Regions from separate parts of the Homo sapiens genome. Here all the other regions are linked to region 3. The links are chromatin loops, found by intact Hi-C in ENCODE. Cell type or tissue: chondrocyte. All regions are shown on one strand.

Region 1 (8,000 bases), 210 kb before region 3:
TAATGCCCCACGTTCCCTTCAAGCTGGTGTCCACCTTCAAGAATTACTACTCGTTGGTGCTGGACAGCGCCCTGGACCGCGAGAGCGTGTCGGTCTATGAGCTGGTGGTGACCGCGCGGGACGGGGGCTCGCCTTCGCTGTGGGCCACCGCCAGCGTGTCTGTGGAAGTGGCCGACGTGAACGACAACGCTCCGGCGTTCGCGCAGCCCCAGTATACCGTGTTCGTGAAGGAGAACAACCCGCCAGGCTGCCACATCTTCACGGTGTCTGCACGGGACGCGGACGCGCAGGAGAACGCCCTGGTGTCCTACTCGCTGGTGGAGCGGCGGGTGGGCGAGCGCCCGCTGTCGAGTTACGTTTCGGTGCACGCGGAGAGCGGCAAGGTGTACGCGCTGCAGCCGCTGGACCACGAGGAAGTGGAGCTGCTGCAGTTCCAGGTGAGCGCGCGCGACGCGGGCGTGCCGCCTCTGGGCAGCAACGTGACGCTGCAGGTGTTCGTGCTGGACGAGAACGACAACGCGCCGGCGCTGCTGGTGCCTCGAGTGGGTGGCACCGGCGGCGCAGTGAGCGAGCTGGTGCCGAGGTCAGTGGGTGCGGGCCACGTGGTGGCGAAGGTGCGCGCAGTGGACCCTGATTCGGGCTACAACGCTTGGCTTTCGTATGAGCTGCAGCCAGCGCCTGGCAGTGCGCGCATCCCGTTCCGCGTGGGGCTGTACACAGGCGAGATCAGCACAACACGCTCTCTGGATGAGACCGAAGCACCGCGCCACCGCCTTCTGGTGCTGGTGAAGGACCATGGAGAGCCCCCGCTGACAGCCACAGCCACAGTGCTGGTGTCGCTGGTGGAAAGTGGCCAGGCGCCGAAGGCCTCATCGCGGGCGTCGGCGGGCGCTGTGGGTCCCGAGGCTGCCCTGGTGGATGTCAACGTGTACCTGATCATCGCCATCTGTGCGGTGTCCAGCCTGCTGGTGCTCACGCTGCTGCTGTACACCGCGCTGCGGTGCTCGGCGCAGCCCACCGAGGCCGTGTGCACACGGGGCAAGCCCACTCTGTTGTGCTCCAGCGCGGTGGGGAGCTGGTCGTACTCGCAGCAGAGGAGACAGAGGGTGTGCTCTGGGGAAGCTCCACCCAAAACAGACCTCATGGCCTTCAGTCCAAGCCTTCCTCAGGGTCCCACCTCTACAGACAACGTGAGTTTTCTAATATTAACATCCATCTTTCCCTCCCAATTTTCAAATATTAAATGTCACATTCACCCACTTTTTTTGTATTTAAAAATTATGTCTTAGTACACAAATATTGTGGTACACAATTATTGCACTAATTCATGTATTATATGCTTTTTATGAGGCTTTTCTGCTGGGGTAATAGATTCATCAGCTTTCTGTGATATTAAGTGTTTTTAAAATAATATTTTATATTAGCATTTGAATTTTGCATCTCTAAAAATGTAGGATAATAATTGTAAGACATAGTTTGGAGTCATTCTCAAAGTTTCAGTTTATGACTACATGAAAATTTATTTTATTTTATTGTTATTTTTTAGAGACCCTTTGTTGCTTAGTCTGCAGTGATCTGATCATAGCTCACCGAAGCCTGAAACTCCTGGGCTCAAGTGATCCTCCTATCTCAGCCGCCCAAGTAGCTGGACTACATGCACATGCTAATTAAAGTTTTTTTTTTTTTTTTTTTTTTATTTTCTGTAGAGATAGGGGTCTTGCTACTTTGCCCAGGCTGGTCTTGAACTCCTGGTTTGAAGCCATGCTCCCGTCTCAGCCTCCCGAAGTACTAAGATTACAGGATTGAGCAAGAGTGCCTGGCCTATAAAAATGTTTTAACACCACCCTTCCAATTTTGCCTTTTTGTTTCTATTGAATTTAAATTAATTATTATTTTATTACACTAATTTAGTTTGTTTTCAATTGTATTTTTGCAGCATATGGTTTATTTCAACTTTGCCTAAGCAGTTCACCTGTATACCCATGATGAATTTGATAATTGTAATTTAAAAATTATATTTTTCATTTTATTGATTTTTTGAATAGGAAACACATATACATGGTTTACTGTTCTAAAGGTGCAAAAGAATACAGTTAAATTTTCCCTTTCACCTCCTTCATGAAGCCAAAACATTCTCTGGTATCCTTCTAGAGATTTTTTTCATATACAAATAAACTTCCCTACCCCCTTAAAAAACATATGAGTATTGATTTTAATCTTGCTTTTTTCATTTACTAATGTATCTTGATGATCATGAATTATCATTACTGAAGTAGATTTGTTTTTCTTTTATCTGGATCTATGGTGTTCCATTGTGTAGGTATGTGATTGGTTATTTTTCCCTTAACATTAACATTTAGTGGAACAATGATTTAATTTTCTGGAAATTTGCATATTTTTCAATATATCTAATATATATTAGATATATAAATATCTAAAATATCTAATATATATCTAATATATTATATATTTTATATAATATATATAATAAATATATAATAATAATATATATCAGATATTTTGATACAGAATTTTGCTCTTGTTGCCCAAACGAGTGCAATGGTACAATCTTGGCCTCCCAGGTTCAAGCGATTCTCCTGCCTTATCTTCCCAAGTAGCTGGGATTACAGGCATGTGCCCACACCTGGCTAATTTTTTGTATTTACTAGAGACGGGGTTTCACCATGTTGGTCATGGTGGTCTCGAACTCCTAATCTCAGGTGATTTACCCGCCTCGGCCTCCCAAAGTGCTGGGATTGCAGGCATGAGCCATCGCGCCTGGCCTAAATTATTATATTGATGAGGAGTAACTGTGAATCTCCTCAGTTGTGCAAATTCTACTATATTTTGGTTGGGAAATTTTACTGCTTGTTGTTACTTTTAGATTAAAAAAATAAATATACCATGATACAAACTCCCCTCTTGAGTTGTTTACAAAGAGTTGTTTATTAAAGCTGTATGTTTGAGACTACGCTAGACAGGTGTCCTCTCCATCTGAAATAATGAGAACCATTTGTCTACTCTTTTGAGGGGAAAAGTATGGATTTATAGGTAGTAAATAGTCCACACTTTACATGATAAAATGTGAATTCCCTATTTCTGTTGCTTTGCCTGTTTCTTTTATTCTCATATGCATTCAATTTTATAAGTACCCTTCTATCATGCTATTTATATATTCCTAATATCCTGAGCTACTTTGAGGAAGTCCTAGAAATTGAGAAATAGTTTTTGTCATTCTATAAATCTAAAGTTAACAATGGTCACATTTTAAAAAATCAAGTTTTGTGATATAAACTATTTATATATCTCTTTATATATCAAGTCTTTATGTATATTTTGTGCAGCTTGTCTTTTTTATAGGAACCTCTTGTTTTGGGGATTGTTTTTGGTTAAGAAATTGAACCCTTTGTTTGCCCAAAATAACTGCAATAGAAAGTCAGTGATAAGAACTACTAAATAGATCCAGGTTAATTATTTTAAGATAGAATTTCACATGGAAGAAAAGGCTTTGTGTCACAATCATCTGTGAGGCATTTTACTGTATATCAGAATTTTGGAGTAAGGTGAAGATGATCATGTCATTTGAAAAGTCTTATTGGTGACTCTATTTTTCTCCTTTGAAGGAGGGGTTTAATCACTTCAAATGGATAACATTAAGGTTAAATTAAGGGCGAAGTTGATATTTGGCCCTGACTTTTATATGAAGGTAACATTTTTGCAAGTAAATTGTAGACGTAATTAAAAAAACCCAGCTAAAACAAAGGTGGTATTGAGAAAGAGGAAGAGCAAGTGGTCTATATTGTCAGAAAAATAAGATTCATATTGGAGAGTAATTGAAAATAACCTGCAAAAAGTTGATTACCTAACATGTGATTACATATTAGGTTACTAGAAGTTTCTCAAGTGTCTTGCAATTTCTAGGTTTAGTAAAATTCAATGAAAGCTGTACTCATAAAGATAAATATGATAGCATGTGAAAGACAGATGGACTTAGGTGGATGTGGAATAAGGCAAGCCAGGGAAAAGGAGTAATTTAAAAAGTAATATAGGTGACATGGGAAATGCTCATGTCATTAAAAATATGAATTTAAAAATTTGAATTTGGGGATTATTAATAATTGCTCATGCCTTGCTATTTAACAAACTATTTTCTAGGAGTCAGCATGTATAGGTGAAAGTGACAATTAGAAACATAGAAAGAAGGGATGCAGATATGGATTTGTAAATACCTCAATAAAAGTCTTATTCAAAACTTGGAAGTGAGTGAGAACAATTAAAGGAAAGGATATGGGACAGGGTTGAAGTTGAGAGAGAAAAACGAGATCATTTAGGAACAGCTGAAGAATCAAAAACAGCAAAGCACAATGGGTAGAAATTCCACTAGAATTTGAAGTGGTGAAGTATATGAAAAGAAAATATTTTAAGCAAGAATCCTAATATAAGCTGCAGATAAATTAAATGTGATAAAGAATATGCTCTAGAATTTTATCTTCCATCATTACACAGAAGAACCTTAAGAGCATCTGATATTTATTGAACAAAGAAAGCATGGACTTCAATAATCTATAAGGCTTTAAAAATTCAACCAAAATTTGATAATTTTAAGTTACATTTTTTCCCTAGAGCACTATATAATAGCATGTCCTAGGAAAGACAGATGTGGGCAAGTTTCTTTTCTACCAAGAGTGTAGAATAGTTTACATTTCTGATTTAAAAAGCAGTTCCGTTAACACTTAAATTTGCTGAACTGGTTGATATTAATGTTGCAAATATTGGTAGAAAAGTTGTTTAGCTGTGAATAATTAGATCCCTTACTTTAAATTAATAAAAGAAGTCGGGATAACACTGACCGTGCAAATTACAAACGTGAGGAGGGTTTACTATAAAAGTAGAGAAAAGAAGATACTGTTTTAAAAATATATGGTATAGCACTGTTACGTGAATTGATTTCTTACCTTTTGGAGCCGCATGATGTCGCTGTCTACCATGAAGTTATAGCTAGCCAACATTCAAATTTCTTCTATTACTGCATCATTCCCTGACTGTTGAATGATGGCGGACGCAGAAGAAATGGATTAATAAATTCCGGAACATACAGTATTTTATCTTTATGCGGAAGATCTTCTAATGGAAATAAAACCAGAGGTATTTGACATGGTGTTTACCCCGGAGGATAGATTGGGAAAGCAATGTCTGCTCCTCCCGCTTCTGCTCCTCGCAGCCTGGAAGGTGGGGAGCGGCCAGCTCCACTACTCCGTACCCGAGGAGGCCAAACACGGCACCTTCGTGGGCCGGATCGCGCAGGACCTGGGGCTGGAGCTGGCGGAGCTGGTGCCGCGCCTGTTCAGGATGGCCTCCAAAGACCGCGAGGACCTTCTGGAGGTAAATCTGCAGAATGGCATTTTGTTTGTGAATTCTCGGATCGACCGCGAGGAGCTGTGCGGGCGGAGCGCGGAGTGCAGCATCCACCTGGAGGTGATCGTGGACAGGCCGCTGCAGGTTTTCCATGTGGACGTGGAGGTGAGGGACATTAACGACAACCCGCCCTTGTTCCCGGTAGAGGAACAAAGAGTGCTGATTTACGAATCTAGGCTGCCAGATTCTGTGTTTCCACTGGAGGGCGCGTCCGATGCAGATGTTGGCTCAAATTCCATCTTAACCTATAAACTCAGTTCTAGCGAATACTTCGGGCTAGATGTGAAAATAAACAGTGATGACAATAAACAAATTGGGCTCTTATTAAAGAAATCCTTGGACAGAGAGGAAGCTCCTGCACACAACTTATTCCTGACAGCCACAGATGGGGGCAAACCTGAGCTCACAGGCACTGTTCAGCTGCTGGTCACAGTGCTGGATGTGAATGATAATGCTCCCACTTTCGAACAGTCTGAATACGAAGTAAGAATATTCGAAAATGCAGACAACGGAACAACAGTTATCAGACTGAATGCTTCTGATCGGGATGAAGGAGCGAATGGGGCAATTTCATATTCTTTTAATAGCCTTGTTGCAGCCATGGTTATTGACCACTTTAGCATAGATCGAAATACGGGAGAAATAGTGATTCGGGGTAATTTGGATTTTGAACAAGAAAACTTATACAAAATCCTCATTGACGCCACGGACAAAGGCCATCCTCCCATGGCGGGTCATTGCACCGTTTTAGTGAGAATTTTGGATAAAAATGATAACGTCCCTGAGATAGCACTGACTTCCTTATCCTTGCCTGTACGTGAAGACGCTCAATTTGGTACTGTCATCGCCCTAATTAGCGTGAACGACCTCGATTCAGGTGCCAACGGGCAGGTGAACTGCTCGCTGACGCCTCACGTCCCTTTCAAGCTGGTGTCCACCTTCAAGAATTACTACTCGTTGGTGCTGGACAGTGCCCTGGACCGCGAGAGCGTGTCGGCCTATGAGTTGGTGGTAACCGCGCGGGACGGGGGCTCGCCTTCGCTGTGGGCCACCGCCAGCTTGTCTGTGGAGGTGGCCGACATGAATGACAATGCTCCGGCGTTCGCGCAGCCCGAGTACACAGTGTTCGTGAAGGAGAACAACCCGCCGGGCTGCCACATCTTCACGGTGTCTGCGCGAGACGCGGACGCGCAGGAGAACGCGCTGGTGTCCTACTCGCTGGTGGAGCGGCGGGTGGGCGAGCGCGCGTTGTCGAGCTACATTTCGGTGCACGCGGAGAGCGGCAAGGTGTACGCGCTGCAGCCGCTGGACCACGAGGAGCTAGAGCTGCTGCAGTTTCAGGTGAGCGCGCGCGACGCGGGCGTGCCGCCTCTGGGCAGCAACGTGACGCTGCAGGTGTTCGTGCTGGACGAGAACGACAACGCGCCGGCGCTGCTGGCGCCTCGGGTGGGTGGTACTGGTGGTGCAGTGAGCGAGCTGGTGCCGCGGTCACTGGGTGCAGGCCAAGTGGTGGCGAAGGTGCGCGCAGTTGACGCCGACTCAGGCTACAACGCGTGGCTTTCGTATGAGCTGCAGCCCCCGGCAAGCAGCGCTCGCTTCCCGTTTCGCGTGGGGCTGTACACGGGCGAGATCAGCACCACTCGTGTCCTGGACGAAGCGGACTCTCCGCGCCACCGGCTGCTGGTGCTGGTGAAAGACCACGGTGAGCCGGCGCTGACAGCGACGGCCACGGTTCTGGTGTCGCTGGTGGAGAGTGGCCAGGCTCCAAAGGCGTCATCACGGGCGTCGGTGGGCGCCGCGGGCCCAGAGGCGGCGCTGGTGGATGTCAACGTGTACCTGATCATCGCCATCTGCGCGGTATCCAGCCTGCTGGTCCTCACGCTACTGCTGTACACAGCGCTGCGGTGCTCGGCGCCACCCACCGAGGGCGCGTGCACGGCGGACAAGCCCACGCTGGTGTGCTCCAGCGCAGTGGGGAGCTGGTCGTACTCGCAGCAGAGGCGGCAGAGGGTGTGCTCCGGGGAGGGCCCACCCAAGATGGATCTCATGGCCTTTAGCCCCAGCCTTTCACCTTGTCCTATTATGATGGGTAAGGCGGAGAATCAGGATTTAAATGAAGATCATGATGCCAAAGTAAGTGAATTTTCATAATTAACAGTTAATTTTTATTTTAAATTTATAATTGTTTTCCTCATATTTGTCTTCTATATTTCTGTTTTTAATTTTTAATTAATTTTACAAAATTACATATTTTCATTTTATTGTGTTTCTTATTTTAATCTCTTTGCTTCTTTAATATTCATAATTTAAGTGAAATTAGAAATCACTGTCCACAATCTGCACCTCAGAATTTTTGTCTTCAAACCAAAATATTCTTGGATATGTCGTTTTCTGTTGCATTTTAATTCAGAATCATAGTAGCATTTTTTTCTGATTAATTATATGGGATTTTCATTTGTTTGCCTTTGAGCTTTAGGATAATTTTTTTACATATACTCTTTTTTGATCATATATTGAAATTTGAGCACCAGTGTATCACTTATGTTTTTACACTTTCCATTTCAATGTTTTTCTGTCGACACTTT
Region 2 (8,000 bases), 73 kb before region 3:
GAGATGTGAAAAAATTTAGCCATCAAGTTATGTGAAAACTTTTTCATCTTCCCATCCACTGGATGTTTTATCTGTAAATAATGCTATAATCATATTGGAAAGTATTTTCCTTCTGGGGATGCATGAAGATCAGGAATCCTATTCGTTTTTAACAAGATGGAATTTTTAAAAACTACTTTGGACAACTCTAAACATCAGAGATGACCATTTGTCTCTTTTTTATTATATAACTTGTGCTCGGTTTGTAGAGCAACATAAATACATGAATTAAAAAATGAAAACTAGCTCCTTCCCTATTTGACAGATACTTCTCAACCTCCTCTCCATAAGATATGCTCTATCCCTATATAGGAAATTTTTCTGTAGCAGCTTGAGTTTACTAAAAATAAGATCTGAAGAAAATGAAGCAATTAACATTTATTGAGAGTCTATAAGGGTTTCTACATTGTGAAGGAGACAGAAATATAAGACATGGCTCCTGCTTTCAGGTTGCTTATAATTAAAGAGATAATATTAAATTATTTGGATGAATTTAAAAATGACACATGCCATCTTACAGATATGCTGTAGACTGTGAAAATGAAAAAAAAAACCTCGTGTTTAGAGTAGACACTGTTTGATGGATTAGGTAGGTTTTCATCTGGACTTTGAAATGTATGTAAGATTTTATAAGGAGGAGAGAAAATAAGAAGCTGTTTGTATTAGAATTACACAGATAAATTTGTAAATTTAGTTCTTTTCAAAGAACATTAATTGAGCACCTCTGTGCCAAGCTCCCTACTGGATGCTGTAGATTACAGCATGTTTAGGAACTAACTTCATACTCTGTTGCTAAAGTATTTCTGTGTTTTCTAAAAAGGTAAATCTCTTGTGAGGAAACAAATCTCTTGAAGGGGTTCTCATAACAGAAGTCCCATTTACTTCATGATATAAAAAGGGGCTGTTTTCTGGTTTTGTTCTCAAAATGTAGGATATAGTTCTAGACGTAATTGGGAAAGCTTAACTTTGTTGCATACGCATCTTCCCTATCATGGTTGATTTCCTATATGGCATAGTTAAATGTGTTTATCCGTGTTTGATATCTAAAGGGCCATGCTACATATAGACTGCCAACTAAGGTTTTATCTGATGATAATAAATTGTTGTATTTCATGACGACAGCAACAACAACAATAATGTACTTAACTAGTCACTGTGCAAATTGCTTTACATACATTTTCTCATGTAATCATAATAATAACCGTATGAGTTTTGCTTACTATTGTTTTCCTTAATTAAAATGAGTAAAGTGAAGCTTAGGCTAAGTAACATGTCCATAGCCAAACAGTTAGTCACTGGCAGGAGTGTGACTGACTCCAAAGTCTATATTCCTAATTACTGTGTTCTACTTTTTAATAGAGAGCTCTTGAAGGTCCAAGGAAAGGAATGCATAATGGTGTGGTCAAGGCATTAGTGTTAATATTTGTAGAAAGGGTAATTAACAACAGTCTGAGCAATCACATTCTAACAACTAGTAAGGTTGGCAGGAGCCTCAGTATAATGGTGTGAGGAACGAAATCATTATAGTGCCAAATAGAGTATACCATCTCTTTAGTACAATGTCTTTCAAAATGAGGCTGATTGTGTTGGCTTTATATTTGACTCCTTAATAATTAAGGCAGTAAATTCTAGCTGGAGCTAAATACCTACAAGGCCTAAAACAGCATAATGGACAACCTGGCAGGTGTCCTTGCTGGAAGATGACAAGAGTGCTGAAAGGAGAGTCCTGGTTTTTCTCCCAAGACATGACATTTGGGGGCTTCCATTAAAAAATTACCAAGCCTCTGCCACTGTAATCTCTTCCTTAAGTGCCTATGATTTTTTCACAGTCACAGGTCTATGCCTGGTCAATACCCAGTGGCCAGGTCTCTGAGCTGCGTGCAGAGATGGCAGCGACTTGGAGGGCTGGGAGGAGATAAGGGGAGGAAAGATCACTTTTCATGACAACTTACAACTTGATTCCACTTATAAGCCATTTATTTTCAGAAACAAGTAATGGGTGAGGACACAGGCCAGGTCCACAATTTGTGCACTTGAGAGATTAAGGCCTCCGAGATCAAATTACCACAGCAAACTGAGACAGAATTATTGTAGGGATGTTTGGGGAGGATGCAGAGAGAAGAGGAAGAAGCCAGAGACCCAAGAAAGGAGACAGGAATAGATTTTGATGAAAATTGCTTCCTACTCTGTACCCTTGAGGAAACAAAGAGGACAAATAAGAAGCAGCAGTGATAGGAGGCTGGGCGCTTCTCTGGAATAACACTGGCTAGGTAGTGGAGCATTGATAGTGAGTGTGCTTGGTTGGTGGAACGAAGGGATGTGCTAGTTCAGGCCTTTGAATTCTGGGTGTCAGGATCACAACCTTGGCTCCTTTAACTGTCCGCTCTAGGAGGGAAGCATGCCAAATGTCAGGTCTCACTCTGACTTTGTTCCAGTCCATAGCTAGAAAATGACCCATAGAGGAAGATCTACAGATGACAGAATACTGGGAGATGAAGAGAAAGGACGTTTTAGTGAGTGCTTTTTTTGCACATGAGGCAATAGATTTCAAATTCCTGTGGAAGAAATGTGAGAACCTGGGAAGAGTGAATATTCAGAACTGAGCAGCAGAGGCAATGACACAGCATGGAAAGATTTCCTCTGATCCTTCTACCTTCTCTTTTACTGAAGTGAATTTGTTGTCTCTGTGTTGCCTCTATAGCAGTACAAGAGGAAACTTGGGGACACAGAAGAACAGAAGTCTAAGGAGTCTTATATTTAAGGAAGATAAGCTGCAGTCATTGAAATTGCTGGTTATTGTAAGATAAATCCCAGACTCCCACATTTTGCTTAATGACAGCAGATTTTTTTTTTTTTTTAACTGCAAAGCATTAATGGAATCCAAATTCCAGCCTGGCTTAGGAGATCAACAGTAACGCTCTTGATTTAATGGTTTTGCAGACTCTTGAAGACATTGTCATCCATTAAAGAAAAAATTTTAAATTACTCTTGAAAGAAAATGTCTTGGGTGATAAATGTAAAAGATTTGAAGCAAGATTAGAAAAAGCTTGAGAGAAGAATCTCTTTAAAAATTTTACCAGATTTTCCCCATTGTCGCCAAAATGGGTCAAATAATAGATTTGCCTACAGCTTCATGGAGACTATTTTTTTAAACAGAGCATTTTAAACATTTAAATATTGGTTATTTGCCAAGGCACACACTGAAAATAAGGGCCACTTGGCCGAGAGCAGAATTGAGTCTTGGATCCCAGGATGCTGGTTTTAGGCTTGCTCCCGGAAAGAGGGCAGCATTTGCCATCCCCCTCCTTTTGCCCTAGGAGTTGAGCACTTTCTGCAGTACTTAAGAGTGTCCAGGGAAGATGTGGGAGTCAGGTGAATAGTTCCCATCGCCAGTAACCCCAGAGCGCCTCCCCCTGCGTTGTTTCCTTTTAATGTTAGATCCGCCGCCTGGGTGCCCATACTTAGCTAAGGCCCCTCAGTTTATTTTCCTGAATTGCGCTTGGAGATCTTTTCCTGGGGAGCTGATAGCCAGACTTCTAGGGGCTTGACTGCTTTTCCCAGACTAATCTCCTTAAAGACCCGTTAAGCAGGGGAGAGACGGTGGAGACTGGATGAACTGGACAGTGGGGGTAGGGAGAAAGGGAGTGGCCGTGTTCCTGCGGTCCGCTGGGATCCGGCAGGTCCAGGGTGAAGGAGATGGGGCTGGAGAGGCTGAGCAGTCCGGGTTCGCTGTCCGCCACTTCGGCGCGGAATCAGAGCAGGACTTGCTGAGCCCTCCTACCGCTCCCTTTCCCCCTCCCCCTCTGTCTTCCCTTCTGTTTCCTTTTCCCTCCCCCTGGAGCTGTAGCGGCAGCAGCAGCAGGAAGCCGAGCCGGGTTGAGCGACTCGGAGGCGAGCGGAGGAGCTGGAATATGGGGAGTCAGCGAGGACGGTGGGGCCAGGAGCCCTTGGGAGGGCCTACGGAGGGAGCGGCCCCAGGCGCTTTCTAGAGCGTGAGCGGTGGGGGAGCAGGCGCAGGGTGGCACGAGCGGAGGCGGGGCCCGGGCGTGGGGCACGGCTGGGGAAGCTGCCGCCTCCGGCCCTGCCCGGCTGCCTCCGCCGCGGCCAGTGGCTATGGAGCAGGCGGGCACCAGACCTGCGGCGACAGAGCATCCACGGCTCCGGCGGCCCATGCCCTGGCTGCTGCTACTGCCTCTCCTGCTGCTGTTGCTGCTGCTGCTACCTGGCCCTGCGGCCTCCCAGCTGCGATACTCTGTGCCAGAGGAGCAGGCACCCGGCGCGCTCGTGGGCAACGTGGCTCGCGCGCTGGGGCTTGAGCTGCGGCGCTTGGGGCCGGGTTGCTTGCGCATCAACCATCTGGGTGCGCCCAGTCCGCGCTACCTGGAGCTGGACCTGACGAGTGGAGCGCTCTTCGTCAACGAGCGCATTGATCGGGAGGCGCTGTGTGAGCAGCGGCCTCGCTGCCTGCTCAGCTTGGAAGTGCTGGCGCACAACCCCGTGGCGGTGAGCGCCGTTGAGGTGGAAATATTGGACATCAACGACAACTCACCGCGTTTCCCGCGGCCCAACTACCAGCTTCAGGTAAGCGAATCGGTGGCGCCTGGAGCGCGCTTTCACATAGAGAGTGCGCAGGACCCCGACGTGGGCGCCAACTCAGTACAGACCTACGAGCTCAGCCCCAGCGAGCACTTCGAGCTGGACCTTAAGCCCCTGCAGGAGAACAGTAAAGTGCTTGAGCTGGTGCTGCGTAAGGGCCTAGACCGGGAGCAGGCAGCCTTGCACCACCTGGTTCTCACAGCCGTGGATGGGGGCATCCCAGCCCGCTCGGGTACGGCACAGATCTCTGTGCGTGTCCTGGACACTAACGACAACTCTCCTGCCTTTGACCAGTCCACTTATCGCGTCCAGCTACGGGAGGACTCACCCCCAGGCACATTGGTGGTGAAGCTGAATGCCTCAGACCCGGATGAGGGCTCCAATGGTGAGCTCAGGTACTCCTTGAGCAGCTACACGTCGGACCGGGAGAGGCAGCTCTTCAGCATAGATGCCAGTACCGGGGAAGTGCGAGTAATTGGGGGGCTGGATTATGAGGAAGCCTCCTCCTACCAGATCTATGTGCAGGCGACTGACCGGGGTCCAGTGCCCATGGCAGGTCACTGCAAGGTGCTGGTGGACATCGTGGACGTGAATGACAATGCCCCAGAGGTGGTGCTCACGGACCTGTATAGCCCAGTGCCTGAGAATGCTACACCCAACACCATTGTGGCCGTTCTCAGTGTCAATGACCAAGACTCAGGCCCCAACCGGAAAGTGAGCCTGGGTCTGGAGGCCACACTGCCTTTCCGACTGAATGGCTTTGGAAACTCCTATACACTGGTGGTGAGCGGCCCACTGGACCGAGAGCGGGTGGCTGTCTACAACATCACGGTGACAGCCACAGATGGGGGAATACCGCAGCTCACATCCCTGCGTACACTGAAGGTTGAGATCTCTGACATCAATGACAATCCACCAAGCTTCCTGGAGGACTCCTATTCCATCTACATACAGGAGAACAATTTGCCAGGTGTGTTGCTCTGTACTGTGCAAGCCACAGACCCAGATGAAAAGGAGAATGCAGAGGTGACCTACTCCCTTCTGGAGAGGGAGATTCAAGGGCTGCCAGTCACCTCCTATGTCTCCATTAACAGTGCCAGTGGCAGCCTTTATGCTGTCAACTCCTTTGACTATGAGAAGTTTCGGGAGTTCTTTGTGACTGTGGAGGCTCAGGACAAGGGGAGCCCACCACTGAGCAGCACTGTGACTGCCAACGTATATGTGGTGGACATGAATGACCATGCCCCTCACATTCTGTACCCTACCTCAACCAACTCGTCAGCAGCCTTCGAGATGGTGCCTCGAACTGCCCCTGCTGGCTACCTGGTCACCAAAGTCATAGCTATGGACTCAGACTCTGGGCAAAATGCTTGGCTTTTTTACCATCTAGCCCAGACTTCTGACCTGGACCTCTTTAAGGTAGAGCTGCACACAGGAGAAATTAGGACTACCAGGAAGATGGGAGATGAGAGTGGTAGCACTTTCAACCTGACCGTGGTGGTCCGAGATAATGGAGAGCCATCACTATCAGCCTCTGTGGCCATTACAGTAGCTGTGGTGGATAGGGTTTCCAAAATCCTCCCTGACACTCAGAGGCATGTTAAGAGCCCTCGGACATACTCTGAAATTACCCTTTATCTAATAATAGCATTAAGCACAGTGTCTTTTATATTTCTTTTGACAATCATCATTTTGAGCATCATCAAGTGCTACCGCTACACTGCGTATGGCACTGCATGCTGTGGAGGCTTCTGTGGAGTAAGGGAAAGGTCCCCTGCAGAACTGTACAAACAAGCCAACAACAATATTGATGCCAGGATACCGCATGGCCTCAAAGTGCAGCCTCACTTCATTGAAGTTCGAGGGAATGGCTCCCTCACCAAGACCTACTGCTACAAGGCCTGTCTGACAGCAGGCTCAGGGAGTGACACTTTCATGTTTTACAATACAGGGGCCCAGACAGGACCAGGGCCTTCGGGAGCCCAAGCAGCAGTGACTGACAGCAGGAATCTCACAGGCCAAAGTGGTCAGAATGCTGGGAACCTGATTATTCTCAAAAATGAGGCTGTTTCTCAAAATGAGGTGAGACAGTGGTCAGGGGGTCTTCTACAAACTCATGCATTTGTTACACATCCCCCAATATCCTGTGATTTGGCTTTATTGAGTCATTAACAGTGACAAGAGTTATCTGGTAAACTGAGTATATATAGTATCCACAATTTGATCATAATCTGCTATTTCCTCTCTAGAAAAATAGCACTAAAGAATTGTTTTATTTTTCATTTTCAGAGGCATGAAGCCTTGTCCATAAAATTGTTTGAGAAGTGAGGATTAGTCTTAATATTTAATGCTAAAACACAGATTTGTAGAGAAACAGGACAGGCCTTGGAATAGGGATTATGTTTTAGGGAGTAATGTTATGAGACTCAAGGAGAAATGGCCTCTGCTGTATCATCTACAGGGAAATTTTTCTTTTGAAATCCTATATGAGTGATGTTTCTTAAAAAGCTCTGAGGCCTCTAGGGGCTATCATAGTCACCACTATCTGCTGTCTCTGTTTATACTCTGGACTGTCTACAGTGGAAATTATCTAGTTAATATTTCTGGTACTTGCACTGAACCTATGTGATAGGATCCTCTGGAAATGCATGTCACAAGTGATAAAGCTGTAGTATTTAGACATCATACTGAAGCTAAAGTTTGCTTTGGCTGTATGATGTGGCAACTCTTCTGTAGAGGGCTGTCAGAGGGAGTGGATGATGGTGAGGCAGAGAGATTAAGTACCAATTTGTCTGGTTGGTCCAGGGAGGTATTAGAATGAGTGGATTAGGGGTGTGGGGGGATGGTGAAGACCAAGAGAAGCTGGGATTAGAAGGAAGAGAAGGGAAAAAGAATTCTCCCAATAGTCACCTTTCTTGGCATACTCTGAATTCATTGTAAGAGGATTTCCCTGAATTTAGCTTAAATGCAGCCTGTAATCTTCTGATTTTCTGTTGACAGTTTCTATGGTTTTGATGAGATGTAAAGTAGCCTTTTCAAGTCCTTCATGTCTTTAAGTTAAATGACAGTACTTCCAAAGCATGCATTCATTTTCTGGATCTAAAATTTGATTTGCTATAGCTTCAAAAGGCTGGCTTGGAAAGTGGATGGCTTACCCTACAGTAAGGTGTAGAGGCAGGTGTTAGTATATGCACTAGTTTTGAGATTTAAGTAGGTATAAGGCCAGCTTGTTCATTATTATGAAGAATGTACATAAATTATTAGAAAGTAGATGAATATGTGTGTGTGTTTGTGTTGTGTGTTCGTCTCCATATGTATGCTTGAAATAACAGAGATATGCTTTGTGATACTTAAAACTTGGATTT
Region 3 (8,000 bases):
TTGATCTACTAATACTAAGAAATAGTGAATTTAGAAGTTAATTAATTATATGCATATAGACCATCAATCTTAGCAATTCATATGACCTCTACTTCAAGTAGCATTATTTACAATGAACTCAAGCTCTGTAATATTTTCATAATGGATTATCATATTAGATCAGGTTTTTATTTTACTACTTCATTGAATCTGCTCTGCCAAGGTCACAAGAGGTTTCCATCTTTCTATCTCAAGCCTCATTTTACTAAACTAAAGCAGTATTTCCTTTCTCCTTCAAACAGTTTCTCCACATGGTTCTCAGGGGACATTCTTTCCTGGATTTCCTCCTACCACACTGGTCATTCCCTCCTTCAGTCTCCTTTGCTGGCTTCTTTCCATTTTCTAGACCTCTAAAGCTGATGTGTGCTAGGATTCACCATCTTCTCTATCTACGTGAATTTTCCAGGTGACCTCATTTCATTGCTTTATAGTTTTCCTAATCTTTACTTTAAAATTCATATTTGTAGATATAGTATCTCCTCTAAGTCCCCAGATCCAAATATTCATTTGCCCACTTGATATGACTTAGATGTTTAACAAGCATTTTAAATTTAGCATGTCCAAAATAAAATTGTTGATTTTTCCATTCCAAAACTAACCCTAACTTTCCTCATGTTAGTAATGACACCACCAATCACTAAGATATTCAAAACAGAGAGCATTCTTTTTTTATTATTTCATTTTCCATTAAATCCATCATGAAATCATGCCAATTAAAAAAAAAAGTTCCAGACCCAACCAATTTTTTAAACTTCTTCAGCACCCCTACCCTTGTACAAACTACCATTATCTTTGGCCTGCATTATTGCCATGAGCTTCTAATGAATTTCCCTTCTTCTACCCATACAACAGCCAGACTTATCTTTTTATAATGTAAATCAAATCTCCATTAAAAACCCTTAATTGGTTTCTCATCATCCCCCTTCTCCTTTATAACATTTGCCACTATTTCATATAATATTGTGTATCTATTTTTGGGCTCCCTAAAGGCAGGGGTTCCCTAATAATGCATACCATATATTATTGATGCTATATGCCCAGAGTCTAGTGTCTGGCACTTCATAGGTGCTCAATAAATATCTGCTGAATAAATGAATAAATTAACAAGTATTTTAAATTTTCTGGTATCTGGTATTACAACCCGGCAAAAGAGAAATAAGCAATGATTATTTGATGACAGATAACTGTTTTTCTAGCTACATCATAGGATCAGACTTACAGCCCCATGTACCATATTTTTTCTCATGTGACTGTAACAAATTCTAACTCTTTATTCTAGAGTATTTTTGCTTCAGCTTCATGAGTCCTATGATGTGCTATTTTCCATGAAGTGGCAATTTATGAACTATCCTTTTAACGCCAATAAAACATAAAGTTATATTATGAAGATATATGTATATACATATATGAAGCTATATAGGGTAGAGTGTAAATTTTTACAATCAATTTACAGATATGGGCCTATATGACATATATGGGCCCATATCTGTAGGCATGATTTTTTATAGTGAGTTAGTATGATGGAGAAGTTGAAAAAAATCTATGCTAATATCTCTTCAGAAATTTCTCTACTGCCGAGACATAATATATATTTTTATATGAGCAAGAACGATAAAAAGCAAACAGGGCTGTTAAGTATCAAAGCAGAGTCTAAATTTTTATAATTTACTTATTATTTCCACAAATTCCTACTGAACCCCTACAATGTACCAATTATCATGCTAAGCACCAGGAAAACAGAAGAGAACAGGACAGATACGGTCTCTGCTCTCACTAGAATTTACATTAGAGTGGAGAAGTTAGACAGTGAACAAGTAAACAAATATATATAAAGTTATTTAAAATTGTGATTAGTGCTCTACCAAAATAAGCATAATGTTATAATCAATAAAAGAAGTGCACTGTGGCAGGTAGAATAATGTCCCCCTCAAAGATGCCTACATCCTAGTCCTGACGCCTGTGAATATATTACATAGCAAGGGGAAATTAACATTGTGACAATTTGTCACGGCAGCAAATAGAAAAATAACCCAGAGATTTTAGATGGGAGTCAAGGAAAGCTTCTTTAAAGAGACGTCATTAATCTGAGTTGACATATTAGAAGGAACATGTCATGCAAAGAGCTGGTGATAACCCACTCCAGGTAAAGAAAACAGCAAGCTCAAGGACCCCAAGACTGAAAAGAGATTGATTAATGTTCTAGGAACTGTTGGAAGGTCAGGGCAATTGAAGTGTGGTAATTGAGGGAGGAAGTGGTTAATAAGATTGGAAATTTAGATAGGATTTGTTTATGCAGGGCCTTGTAGGCCATATTAAGGAATCTAGATTTTACTCTCAATGCAATGGGAAGACATTGAATTGTTTTAAGCATGGGTGCAACATAATCTGTCTTATGTCTTTTAAACAAACTATCACATGTACTCCATAAATACATACAATTTGCATCAGTAAAATTTTTTAGTATATTTTTATTGCAATATACCATACTTAATATGCACAAATCATAGTGTGCAGTTTAATAGATTTTTGCAGTGAATACACTCATGTCAAGAAATAGAATATTACCAAATCCTGAAGTCTCCCTCATTCCCCATTCCAGTCTTTATCTCCATCGAGGCAACCACTATCCTCACTTTAATCATCTTAGGGTAGTTTATACAATTATTGAGCTTTAAATTAATAGAATCATAGAAAAATTTGTTTCTGATTTTTTTCCTGCTAAACATTGCATTATGTCTGTGAGGCTGATACATATTGTTGCATGTAGTAGTTTTTAAAAAATTGTCATTGCTGTGTATGTTACTGTATATGGCAACAACAACATCTTTATCCATTTGGATTGCTTCCAGGTTTGAGCTATGATGAACATTCTTGTCTATGTCTTTTTGTACATACACGTAGGCATTTCTGTTGGATGTATACCTAAGAGTGCATATCTACGGGTATGTTTTATTGAACTTTAGTAAATTGCTGCCAGCTTTTCAGAGTGATTGTAACAATTTACACTCCACCAGTACTGTGTGATAGTTGGAGTTGCTTCATCCTTTCCAAGGCTTGAAAATGTCAGCTTTTATTATTTATTTATTTAGCCATGCTCTTGGATGGATACAGGCTTTTAGTTGTGGCTTAAATTTCCATTTCTTTAACAGTTAAGGATGTTGTAAACCTTTTCATATGCTTATTGGCTATTTGGATATTCTCTTTCATTAAGTGCCTGCTCACTGACTTAGTACTTAGGTTTTAAAAAGATAATTCTTGTTTCTATGGGGAGATTATATTAGCCAATACTACTAGGCACTTGTTTGGATCTTGAAACAACATGAATAAATTTTGGGTGTATGCACTGGAAATTTACAAGTGCTCTTTTACAGGGGAAATGCTACAGAAACACAGGTGTGCTGCAAAACACCATGACAGTGCAATTTATCTGTAAAATTGGCCATGAAACTGTGAGTCAAATCATGCATTCTGAAAAGTGTTGATCTATCTTAAGATATCTTACTGTTGTCCTCTCCAATACCAACTCCAAGGGAATATAATACTATCTTATGAATTGAATTTATTAATAAAATGGTGTCCTTTAAACACAAGCACTACAGAAATTTAATGACTGAAGGAGAGAAAATGCAATACTGCATAAAATTTAGTTTAGTGCCTCCAGAAAAAATTAATTTTACTAGTTTGAAACCGAGTTAGACGAATTCTGAGACATAAATATGTGAAGGAGAAAGGACATGCTGAATTAATGGGAGTTCTGGCTGCCTGCCAGGGGGATTCTACAAAGTCTTACAATACAAAGTAAATCATCCCTCTGGAGCAAGTGGTATGCCCCTCCAGAATGAGGAGGGCTCCGCCCAACAATAAATTAACTTTGTACAGCATGCTTTATTGCTCTGCAATGCATTCTGGCAGGCTTGCTTTCATTGTCTCTTCCCTTGGGCTGGCTTGCTTTGCTTGTCTTTTAAAGATGACTCAGCCAAACTTTTAGTCTTTGCCCTCATCTTCTCCCTTTCCCTACTCCTCATCCTCCAATTTTTCTTCCCAGAAAGGCAAAGCCAGAGCAGAGCCCCTCCCTTTTGGTTATTGTTCCAGCTCACTGAGTATTGGCCCTGAGACGTAAACGGTTTCTTTCCTCTTTTCCAACTTCATGGTTTACATTCATTTTATTAGGCTACCTCTGGCCCTCTCAGTTCTCTGAAGCTAGTGATCCTAAATATCTATGGCGTCTGGGCATGGGGGTGCTTTTCATCCCCGCTTCCTACTGCAACAACCCCTGCAATCCCCTCTGCAGCCCCAAGCAAGGAGATCCGTGTCGTCAGGAGTGCGGTGCAGCCACACATCCAAGGCTGACAGGGCGGGCACTCTGCCAAGTCCTGCGCGCTGCTCGCCTTCCACAACACCTTCCTCAGCTTCGTCTGTATTTGAAGAGCTTAGTAAATTAATTTCCCAGGGGCAGAGAAGGGAGGAAGAGGGAGTGTCTGAGGGCTGAAAAATGCAGTCGACTCGCCCTCTGCTGGTTAAAGATCCGAATTTGTCGCCGCCAAAACAACGGGGAATGAGAAAGCAATCCATATGGTACGGAAAAATTACAACAAAAACTCGGCTTAATTTAACCCACCTGTGAACCTTAACTGCCTACTGTTCCTCTTTAGCGCTGCTTACTTCCCCAGCACTGAGATTTAATTAGATTGATTCTAAACGCTAGCCCCTGAACTCATTTTCATTTGCCCCTGGTTTCTGCCGTTCTAAAACGCAAATAATCCCCACCCACAAGTTCTCTTCTTGTCTAATTAGTCGCTAAGCAACTGAAGATAACAACTAAACCATTACTTCTAGAACACACTCGTGTTTCACTCCAGTGTCTTTGCCTTAAATAGTAATTTCAAGCGAACAACAACAACAAAAAAATCAGCTGCTGTTTGTGTTTCCGAGATTAATTAATTGGAAATCGAGAAAAAGCAAATGTAGTCCGTCCCAGTGCTGGTGTCTTAGGAAAGCTGACAGGCAGCTTTGTGCAAGCCGAGGTATTGGCCGCCATAACGCACACTGACTTTTGTACCGCCTTTGCTGTCTTACGCATTTTGTCGGAATAAACCAACACACGGAGGTTGGGTAATCTAGCCCCTTTACCCTGTACAGCAAGACAGCATTTACGAGTCACTGAGATTCTGGAGAGTAGAGAGAGAAAAACAACCACAGGATTTTGCAATATGGTGTATTATTTAATATCAGTCTGTTCCTCCTCCAGGCTAAAAATCCCAAAACAAGGGGTTCCTACCCCCCTCCACCTCTGGCATTGTAAATTAGCCAGTCACGCGACCCTTGGAACCAGTTGGGATTGGCCATTTCCTTTGTGTGGTGAAAATCTCTGCAGCGAGTCATGGGACCGAACTGGGCGGTGTCGCTGTCCGTGGCCATGGTGCTGAACTCTGGGCGTGGCCAGAGAGATTTCCTTTACATGACAGCTTCCGGTAGGGCGGGGTCGGGGTCGCGTTCCGAAAAGTGGATCCACCTGCCACCTGGTGGCAGATGAGGAAAATGCTATTGATAAAGTGTAAAGGGTTCTTTGGATTAAGACTTAAAACTTAAAAGACACAAATTGAAGATTTGGGGCGTCAGGAAGTGGTTTTTTTGAGAGATCTGCCTATTTTTAAAGAGAAATGGAAAAATTTAGAATTTTCAGAGTGATCTCTCGCTTCTACTCAAAATAATTTACGAATATGTTTAAATTTCTCCAAGCATTTTTTCCAACACATCTTGTAATCAAATAGGTATTTTTAAAGTATCTGTATATATAGGTATTTAGAAATATTTACTAAAACTTCCACAGGGTATATTTTACTGAAAGAAATACTAAGGAAGCACTATGTTGTTAGCCAAAAATATTCCAGGAAGCTTAGCCGAGAGTGCTACTCTGATCTCAGTTTCTGGAAGATGAAAAGTGTGACTATATTTAGGAATTGGTAAGAGGTGGTGGGAATTCTAGGATGAAAACTCTTGTTTTTTATTTTTTCCAAGCCTAATACATAAACTATCAGAGTGCTAAAAATACAGAAAATTTATGGTATGTTTATTACTTTTAGTCTGTGTATATTATTTACACTATTTTACACAGTGATGATTAAGTTACTGTGAATTACATACATCCAGCTTCAGAGGAGGAAACCTTAAGTTGCTTTGTAAGTACAGATCTTGATAAATAGCAAGAAAAAATAGGGGAAATACCTTGTTCAAGTGTTGTTTCAGAGTCTTACTGTATGTTCAGGTGTATGGGTTACAGTGTAAAATCAATTCTAGCAAGTTGAGAGTGAAATAAAATTCTTTCCCAAGCAAACAATCTTACCACTCTCAGAAAAAAGACCCATCCCAGGGCACATTTGGTTTTATAAGTCAACCAGCCCAGTTAGTATTTCCTTTTCTTATAGCTATTTTCTCATTTACTCTTCTATGGGTCTTAACATAGAATAAAAATATAATAGCATAGTTACTTAACATAAAAGTTACCATTTCTGTTTTAAGGTTTAAAACAAAATTTTGTTGAATAGATATTAATTTCAATAAAAATGTAGGTACTGATTTTGGTGTTAACTGAATTTTCTATAAAAAGGAGAAATTGATAAGTGCTTATCAAGGGAAAGAATTATCACTCTAATATAGTCTCTATTTGATTAAATTGAGACGTTTCCAAACACTTGTCAGATTTCCTGGAAAGACATCCATAGCCTGTTCTACCAATATGAAAAAAAGCATGAATAGTAAGAAGATGAAAGACATCTGTTTTAAACAAGAGTGTACTACAAATCCAGTCTATAAGTGGTATTGGTTTATATTATGGCTTCTTGTGTTACTGTGGGAGAAGGAAACTTTATACGCACATGCACAGGTTGAGCAATAAGAGGCATTCTCATTTAAAGCAACAGATGGGAGATCAAGAGCAGCTGCAATAAACTGAGCTGCCTAAAAAGGACTTCTATCCACCAAAGCATCCTGTTTCTGCTAATATGAATAAGAAACCTTAAAAGCATGAAAAGACACAATGGAAGAATAAAATTTTAAAATAGTACTAAAGTTTACAACTGCAGGTGTGACCTCAATGTTTCAAAATACACCTACTCCTAAAAATAGACTTTTTTTTTCAGGCTTAAAAGGTATATATGAATGAAAATTAGAGGTGACCCCAAATATTAACCTGCCTGTTAAAATTACTATTACAATAAATATTATCAATATTAAAATTTTAAAACTACCTGAACTTTGGGTACAATAGTAGAAGCAACAAATCAGAAGAGATGCTCCAATATTTTAGTTAAGGTATTTTTTTTCTAAAAGAAGTTGAAAATAGTGAAAAAATTATCATCAGAACAATTTCAGAAACATTTAAACCTATGACTTAAAGATGAATAAAAATAAACAATACATTTTACATTAATGTTAGAATCAATTTTGATCTAAACTAATTTTATAAGCAGAAAATGTAGAGTCTTAAAGGAAAGAACATTGGGTAAAAAGAATTTGTTATTCAATATGCGACTAAGTACATTTCTCTTGCCTCCCTGAGTGGATTTTCAAAAAAGTTAATTAGCACTTAGGTAATAGTGTAATAATTCCAAAATTCTTTAATGTATATCTTGAGATTTATTTTGATGGGTAAATATATTGATGCTGTTGTGAACTAAGGCTTCTCACTTTGGGACAAGGAAAATACAAAATATGAAGTAGGGGAGGAAAATAAAGATATCTGTATTAATGTATTGAAAGTGTAAGTCTCATGATCCCATATAGATATACGTATGCACATACACTTATACTATATATATATATACAAATATGTATTTATTCAAGGCAAGGATCATTCATGGATGTTGGAAATCAATGGTTAATAAAATTGTTTTGGGAATAGCATATCCTCGTAGTTTCAAATCTCTCCACAGATCACTAATTAATTATAAAAAGAATTAAAA
Region 4 (8,000 bases), 230 kb before region 3:
ATTGCATTATTTAGAGAATCTGACTTCGACTTGTTTTATACTTATCCCTATACAATGCTTCTTCAATATCTTTTGCCACTTTTCATTTGGACTTCCTACTACCTGTTAGTACAAATGTTACTTGCTCATTTTATGAGTTCACCTAATGCTTATAACTCCCTATTGATTATGCTTTTCCACCTTCAGTTTCAAAAATTAGATCATTACACCTGTTGTCTTTTATGGAACCTCTTTTATTCTCTTATTCACTTGTTTGGAGTCTCAATCCTTATTTTTTACTTGAATATGATTCATTTTAGGCCTTGTGCTCTAATTTGGCAATACCGTTTATTGTTTCTTGATTTCCCAGTTGGGAAAAAAATCGAGAATAACAATTGCATTTAGAATTGCATCTTTGTTCATCTTTAGTTTATCACTACTTTATTTAATACTACTTTAATAATACTACTGTATTATATGTTAAAATTTATTACTAATAACTAAAATATCAATATGAAGTGAAAATTTAATAGTTGTATAGTATATTTATATATTCATTTTAAAAGAATGTTTTAAATCTTGTTAAAAATAATTTTCAATCTGAACAATATCTTGAAAATAATTATGGTATCTAATTTTAAAACTATCCCTACTAGCAAAACTTTTTATTCATTAGTGTCTTTTGCATACCATACTAAGGATGCTAATATGAAATAAGTTTGATAAGCCAATGTTATAATGTTATTACTGGTTAACTTCTCTGAATAGCATCCTGCCTATTAATGTGTGCCATGCAATAAGTAGAAAACTCCAAATAACCAGAACCAAATGAAATTGAAGGTAGACTTTTTTCTAATCACTACCCCTACATATTTGGTTATCTCCTCTAGCAATTAGTTGGACTCCCATTTAAGTTTCCCTACCACTGGAGAGAAATAGTAACCAACTGAAACCTGGTTAATACTCATTGACAGTGTGGGAGGTCTAACACGTAAAATAGATATTTTTCTTGACTCCTCTCCTTCCCCTCACTTCCATTTTCTTTATTTCCTTTTTTGGCACTATCCTTTGTTGCTCCCTTGTCCATGAAGTAGTAGCCATAGTGTGTCCATCTCAGGTCAGTATTTTAAAAATTTAGTTCTGTTATCAGCTTCTTGAATATAATAGAGTCAGCCAAAGTACTTGTCTTCCCAGATATGGAACTTCAATCTTCAAATCCAGCTTGCCTCTTGAAACTATTGTCTAACAAGACTCTTGGCAAAGACATTTTGAAGACTTTGGAATTTTCACTTCACAGATGTACTGATGCTATGCCAAATAAATATTGAATAGCTACCAAATAAACATTGTTTTCTATTCTGCTGCATTCCCCATCTGTACATTAAAATACCTGGTAAATGAAAATATTACAAATGAAATGGGTGAAAATGGAATTCTTCCTCCTTTTTTCCAATGTGCTTGATGTCAATGATCATTTTGTAAAAATATAGTTTGGGTCCCCACATAGTGAAAGTACTCTGGTTTCTGTTTGATTCAGAAATTTGGTGGGTTTTTTGTTGTTGTTTTGGTTTTTGTGTGTGTGTGTTTGTGTGAGTGTAGTTCTTCAATAGAGAGGGAGCGTAAAGCTATTTTCACTAGATTGATTTTTTGTTTAGACAAACAGGATGAAAATAACTTTATGGATATAGGAGGCAAGGAAAGTTTTTAAATGGCTACCATTATGTCTTTATATATTAAATTTCTTTATGTAAGAAAATGTATTGTGGTTTATTTATTGGGAAGTCTTCATTCCCCATTAATACCCAGGATGATTCAAAGATCATGATTACCAAGAATTAGAATAAAAATTAAGCTAAAACCCAAGTTTTCAACATTGAACTTGAAATACATCTTAATTGGGGAAATGTCTAGAGACTTTTTTTGTATCTTTAGAAAATCATAGAGGCTATTGAAACACCACATTTTCCCAACTAGATATGCGATCACCTTAAATTAATGCATTTTATTAGGCAATGGAAGGAAGCAAACATTTTCTGCAGGGTAAATATTTAGGAAATATTAGGTAAGTCCCTCTGAGCTATTAAACAATTAAGATACAACTATTCCCTTTAAAATATATATTCCAAAAAAGGACACACATACTCAAATGCTTATAAGAGATAAATTAATGTAATAAATGGCCCACGCGATTCCACCCTGGTGCTGCAGTTTGTAAAAGAAGAAAAAATACCTGTTCAATTGGTTTGATCATGACATTCTTCATGGGTCAGGGAAGTTTTAAGTGGTTATAAAATGGGGTAAATTGGCTTTAGAAGAGTTTAGAAATGATGTGGATTACTTATAGACAGGACAAAATGAACATGCTTGTTTATTAAAAAAAGCTATTGGAAGCAGGAAATATTCAGTTTGGCTAAAATATATAAGCACTATAGGAGAAAATAGAAGCTTAGGCACATTACATACTGGAGAACAAGCAAGTACTTATAAACTGTAAGAGTCAAAATGAGAATACCAGCGTTTCTCATGGGAGCAAATGAGTTCCAATGAATAAAATTATTTGGAATGCTTTTCCATGCAAGCTATTTGCTATAACTTCCTGCTTCCTTGCACTTTCAGCCCTGACATGACTCAAGGAAGACATCTAATTAAATGCTGATGGTCTTTGATCCTTTTATAAAACATCTGCAAATTTCCCTGTCAATAGCTTGTTCTTGGCACCAGAAGTTCCCTAGAGACCAGTCCCCTCAAGTCAACAACACCAGAAATACTAGGGTGAAGAGGGTGTTATCATTAATAAAAAAAAACCCTGGAATTCTTGGGAACACAGGAATCTGTAATGAATTTTTCTAATCAACAGTTTACAGTTACATGTTTACAAAGTGTATAGTTAGGTCTCTGTAATACTTAAAACCTGTGTTGAAAAAATTATTTCTACTGAAGTAAAAGTTGCCCCTATGGCGAAACTAAGGACCACACTCAATCAATCAGTGGTACAATGTGTACCACAGTAGTACAAAATGTATTCCTATTCTCCGAAACGACTGAAATAATAAATAAAACCAAGTAGTTTACAGTAGAGTGTGTGGGGGTTTCCACAATTGCTACTTACGGTTTGGAGCCACATGATGTCGCTCTTTACCACAAAATACATGAGAGAAGGAGGAAGAAGGGAAAATTCCTTCTATTCTTACTGGAAGGAACCATATACACTCTTTGGAGTCTGAAATATGGAGGATGCAGCTGCACTTGACTGACCGATTAAAAGATTTCCCTTGACTTTGAGAAACGATATTTAATCAGAACAAAATACTGTGCACTAAAGATGGAGTTTTCCTGGGGAAGCGGCCAGGAATCCCGGCGTCTGCTGCTCTTACTTCTTCTCCTCGCAGCCTGGGAGGCAGGGAACGGTCAGCTCCACTACTCGGTCTCCGAGGAGGCCAAACACGGCACCTTCGTGGGCCGCATCGCGCAGGACCTGGGACTGGAGCTGGCGGAGCTGGTGCCGCGCCTGTTCCGGGTGGCGTCCAAGGGCCGCGGAGGCCTTCTGGAGGTAAATCTGCAGAATGGCATTTTGTTTGTGAATTCTCGGATCGACCGGGAGGAGCTGTGCCGGCGGAGCGCGGAGTGCAGCATCCACCTGGAGGTGATCGTAGACAGGCCGCTGCAGGTTTTCCATGTGGACGTGGAGGTGAGGGACATTAACGATAACCCGCCGGTGTTCCCAGCAACACAAAAGAACCTGTCCATCGCGGAATCCAGGCCGCTTGACTCTCGGTTTCCACTAGAGGGCGCCTCGGATGCAGATATCGGGGAGAACGCCCTGCTCACTTACAGACTGAGCCCAAATGAATACTTTTCTCTGGAAAAACCACCTGATGACGAGCTGGTAAAAGGTCTTGGGCTTATATTACGGAAATCTTTAGACAGAGAAGAAGCTCCGGAGATTTTTTTAGTGCTCACAGCCACTGATGGAGGCAAACCCGAGTTGACTGGCACCGTTCAGTTACTCATCACAGTACTGGATGCCAATGACAATGCCCCAGCTTTTGACAGAACCATTTATAAGGTGAGATTACTAGAAAATGTTCCTAATGGAACATTGGTAATTAAACTTAACGCCTCAGATTTAGACGAAGGATTGAATGGGGACATTGTTTATTCATTCTCAAATGATATTTCGCCAAATGTGAAATCCAAGTTTCACATAGATCCAATTACTGGACAAATTATTGTAAAGGGATATATTGACTTTGAAGAAAGCAAATCCTATGAAATTATTGTAGAGGGCATTGATAAGGGACAGCTCCCACTTTCTGGCCATTGTAGAGTTATTGTGGAAGTAGAAGACAACAACGATAATGTCCCAGATTTGGAATTCAAGTCTTTATCACTTCCAATTAGAGAGGACGCTCCACTGGGTACAGTCATCGCCCTGATCAGCGTGTCCGACAAAGACATGGGTGTCAATGGGCTGGTCACCTGCTCCTTGACGTCCCACGTCCCCTTCAAGCTGGTGTCCACCTTCAAGAATTACTACTCGTTGGTGCTGGACAGTGCCCTGGACCGCGAGAGCGTGTCAGCCTATGAGCTGGTGGTGACCGCGCGAGACGGGGGCTCGCCTTCGCTGTGGGCCACGGCCAGTGTTTCTGTGGAGGTGGCTGATGTGAACGACAACGCTCCGGCGTTCGCGCAGCCCGAGTACACAGTGTTCGTGAAGGAGAACAACCCGCCGGGCTGCCACATCTTCACTGTGTCTGCGTGGGACGCGGACGCGCAGGAGAACGCGCTGGTGTCCTACTCGCTGGTAGAGCGGCGGGTAGGGGAGCGCGCGCTGTCGAGCTACGTTTCGGTGCATGCGGAGAGCGGCAAGGTGTACGCGCTGCAGCCGCTGGACCACGAGGAGCTAGAGCTGCTGCAGTTTCAGGTGACCGCTCGCGATGCCGGCGTGCCACCTCTGGGCAGCAACGTGACGCTGCAGGTGTTCGTGCTGGACGAAAACGACAACGCGCCAGCACTGCTAGCGCCTCGGGCGGGTGGCACTGGTGGCGCAGTGAGCGAGCTGGTGCCATGGTCGGTGGGTGTGGGCCACGTGGTGGCAAAGGTGCGCGCGGTGGATGCTGACTCGGGCTACAACGCGTGGCTTTCGTACGAGCTGCAGCCGGGGACTGGTGGCGCGCGCATCCCGTTCCGCGTGGGGCTGTACACTGGCGAGATCAGCACAACGCGTGCCCTGGACGAAACGGACGCTCCGCGCCACCGCCTACTGGTACTGGTGAAGGACCACGGCGAGCCCGCGCTGACGGCCACGGCCACTGTGCTGGTGTCACTTGTGGAGAGTGGACAGGCGCCAAAGGCCTCCTCACGGGCGTTGGTGGGCGCTGTGGGTCCCGATGCTGCGCTGGTGGATGTCAACGTATACCTGATCATTGCCATCTGCGCGGTGTCCAGCCTTTTGGTGCTCACGCTGCTGCTGTACACCGCGCTGCGGTGCTCTGCGCTGCCCACCGAGGGCGCGTGCGCTCCGGGCAAGCCCACGCTGGTGTGCTCCAGTGCGGTGGGGAGCTGGTCATACTCGCAGCAGAGGAGGCCGAGGGTGTGCTCTGGTGAGGGCCCACCCAAGACCGACCTCATGGCCTTCAGCCCCAGTTTACCTGACTCTAGGGACAGAGAAGATCAGCTGCAGACAACTGAGGAATCCTTTGCAAAGGTTAGTGTATAACATCCTTTTGTTTAATTTTCGTATTGTTTTTCTCTATCAACTTCTTCGTAAATTTATTTCTAAGAGTCAAATTTCCCTGGGTTAAAATTTTACCTCTTTTTACATATCCATTTTAACTAAAGTCTTTTGGAATTATAGGACATCAGAGCAATATATATTGCCTTCCTTCATTTTATGCTGCATTATTCAATGCATATTAACAGAACTGTAATTTCTAGTAAATTTTCACTATATTCACCCTCTTTGTTTTTGGTAATAATCAACATTTTAGAAAACATTTTACTATTATTTAACCTATTACATATAAACAAATGTGCACAGGCTGAAATAATAAAGCTCCATAAATTGTATGAAAGTGAAAAGCTCCGTTGCCTCCATCGCTGAAGCCCCTCGCATGCACCTGCCAAATCACTTCCCTTATTTTTCCTCCAGTGTAACCGCACATTTGCCTTTTATAACTGTTTGTTCGGGGCCTGTTTTGGGAACGTTATCTAATTGGACTTGCACAACATGTATTGTCTGTGCATTTGTGTGTTATTTGTATTTATCACTCATTGTTTATGAAATTATCCATGTTGTTATATGTAGTTGTAGTTTATTTATTTCTGTTTCTAGTACTATTTCATAAATATACTATACCTTATTTATTCTACTGTTCAGGAATTTGCATTGTGCCTCAATGTCTATTTCAAATAATGCCATCATAAATATATTGTACATTTCTTTGATGCCCATGTACACAGATTTCTCTCAGGTTTTTGCCTAAGAGTTGTGTTTGTGGGTCACAGAATATGTGTGTATCTTTGTCTTTTGTAGCTAACACCAACCAATTTTCCAAGATGTTTTTACCTGTTTACATTCCTAGTAGTGCATAAGGCTTTCTGCTGGGCCACATCATCTCTACATTTGTCAGGTTATTTTCATGTTAGCCATTTTACTGGGTGACTTTTGTAATCTCATTTTGAAATTATTTTATATTTAAATGAAGTTGAGTACCTTTCTATTTTATTTTGGCAATTTTTATACCTTATTTTGTGCAATAGCTGCTCAAATCTCCTATTTCTCTAGTCTGTTGTTTTTCTTTTCTTTTTTCTCTTCTTTTTGCTTCCATAGAACTTTATTTATTTCCTTATCTTGTTTTTCTTATTACTTAAACAAATCTTGTATTCTGAACATAACTCCTTTTTTTAGTAGTTTTCAACCTCATGGCTAGTTTTTAATTCTTTTTTGTCTTTTGGTGAATAGAAAGTCATAATTTTGATTAAACTCAATTTATCAATTTTTGCTTCTGATCCTATTTCACAAAGATAATTTTCTGTGGTATCTTTTATTTCATTGTTTACATTACATCTACAATCCATTTGGAATATACATATTTTTATCATTGTTGTGAGGTAGGGGTCAAGATTTATTTTTATTTCTTCTTATTATTTTTATTATACTTTAAGTTCTAGGATACATGTGCACAACGTGCAGGTTTGTTACATAGGTATACATGTGTGCCATGTTCGTTTGCTGCACCCATCAACTCATCATTTACATTAGGTATTTCTCCTAATGCTATCCCTCCCCCAGTCCCCCACACCTCAACAGGCCCCAGTGTGTGATGTTCCCCACCCTGTGTCCAAGTGCTCTCGTTGTTCAATTCCCACCTATGAGTGAGAACATGCAGTGTTTGGTTTTCTGTGCTTGTGATAGTTTGCTCAGAATGACGGTTTCCAGCTTCATCCATGTCTCTACAAAGGACATGAACTCACCCTTTTTTACGGCTGCATAGTCTTCCATGGTGTATATGTGTCACATTTTCTTAATCCGGTCTATCATTGATGGACATTTGGGTTGGTTCCAAGTCTTTGCTATTGTGAATAGTGTCGCAATAAACATACATGTGCATGTGTCTTTATAGTAGCATGATTTATAATCCTTTAGATATATACCCAGTAATGGGTCAAATGGTATTTCTAGTTCCAGATCCTTGAGGAATCGCCACACTGTCTTCCACAATGGTTGAACTAGTTTACACTCCCACCAACGGTGTAAAAGCGTTACTATTTCTCCACATCCTCTCCAGCATGTGTTGTTTCCTGACTTTTTAATGATTGCCATTCTAACTGGTGTGAGATGGTATCTCATTGTGGTTTTGATTTGCATTTCTCTGATGACCAGTGATGATGGGCATTTTTTCATGTGTCTGTTGGCTGCATAAATGTCTTCTTTTGAGAAGTGTCTGTTCATATCCTTTGCCCACTTTTTGATAGGGTTTTTTGTTTTTTTCTTGTAAATGTGTTTAGGTTCTTTGTAG

Evidence for each region. Peaks named below come from ENCODE experiments on the same cell type or tissue, not always from the same donor. Only the 100,000 strongest peaks of a DNase experiment are listed, where the experiment ranks them.
Region 1: it touches region 3 in a loop (9-fold over the local background); 14 of 110 quality-filtered maps call a loop at or near these places.
Region 2: it touches region 3 in a loop (2.4-fold over the local background); 15 of 110 quality-filtered maps call a loop at or near these places.
Region 4: a loop joins it to region 3, with 8 times the contacts of the local background. A loop is called at or near these places in 15 of 110 quality-filtered maps.

The regions. Positions count from the first base shown.
Region 1 is chr5:140,822,938-140,830,937 of GRCh38, forward strand. The region is part of intron 1 of PCDHA1 (protocadherin alpha 1); the gene reads left to right. The region is part of intron 1 of PCDHA2 (protocadherin alpha 2); the gene reads left to right. The region is part of intron 1 of PCDHA3 (protocadherin alpha 3); the gene reads left to right. All of the region lies in intron 1 of PCDHA4 (protocadherin alpha 4), which reads left to right. It also overlaps PCDHA5, PCDHA6 and PCDHA@. In chondrocyte, CTCF peaks have their summits at 4,963, 5,165, 5,371 and 5,618 (motif pointing right); DNase peaks (open chromatin) are centred at 460, 574, 6,981 and 7,364.
Region 2 is chr5:140,962,615-140,970,614 of GRCh38, forward strand. All of the region lies in intron 1 of PCDHA1 (protocadherin alpha 1), which reads left to right. The region is part of intron 1 of PCDHA2 (protocadherin alpha 2); the gene reads left to right. The region is part of intron 1 of PCDHA3 (protocadherin alpha 3); the gene reads left to right. The region is part of intron 1 of PCDHA4 (protocadherin alpha 4); the gene reads left to right. It also overlaps PCDHA5, PCDHA6, PCDHA7, PCDHA8, PCDHA9 and PCDHA10, and 6 more genes. In chondrocyte, no CTCF peak of the experiment used is centred here; DNase peaks (open chromatin) are centred at 3,837, 4,237, 4,467 and 5,167.
Region 3 is chr5:141,035,819-141,043,818 of GRCh38, forward strand. No RefSeq gene overlaps it. Among named protein-coding and RNA genes, the nearest start is that of PCDHB1, 12 kb to the right of the region's middle. RefSeq lists enhancers at 4,668-5,602, 4,798-6,201. In chondrocyte, CTCF peaks have their summits at 4,565 (motif pointing left), 5,566 (motif pointing left) and 5,766; a DNase peak (open chromatin) is centred at 5,463.
Region 4 is chr5:140,803,887-140,811,886 of GRCh38, forward strand. All of the region lies in intron 1 of PCDHA1 (protocadherin alpha 1), which reads left to right. The region is part of intron 1 of PCDHA2 (protocadherin alpha 2); the gene reads left to right. All of the region lies in intron 1 of PCDHA3 (protocadherin alpha 3), which reads left to right. PCDHA4 (protocadherin alpha 4) reads left to right here and starts at 3,182. Exons shown (of 4, transcript NM_018907.4): 1 at 3,182-5,686. The coding sequence starts at 3,302. It also overlaps PCDHA@. In chondrocyte, CTCF peaks have their summits at 3,083, 3,411 and 3,764 (motif pointing right); DNase peaks (open chromatin) are centred at 3,435, 3,721, 4,645 and 5,075.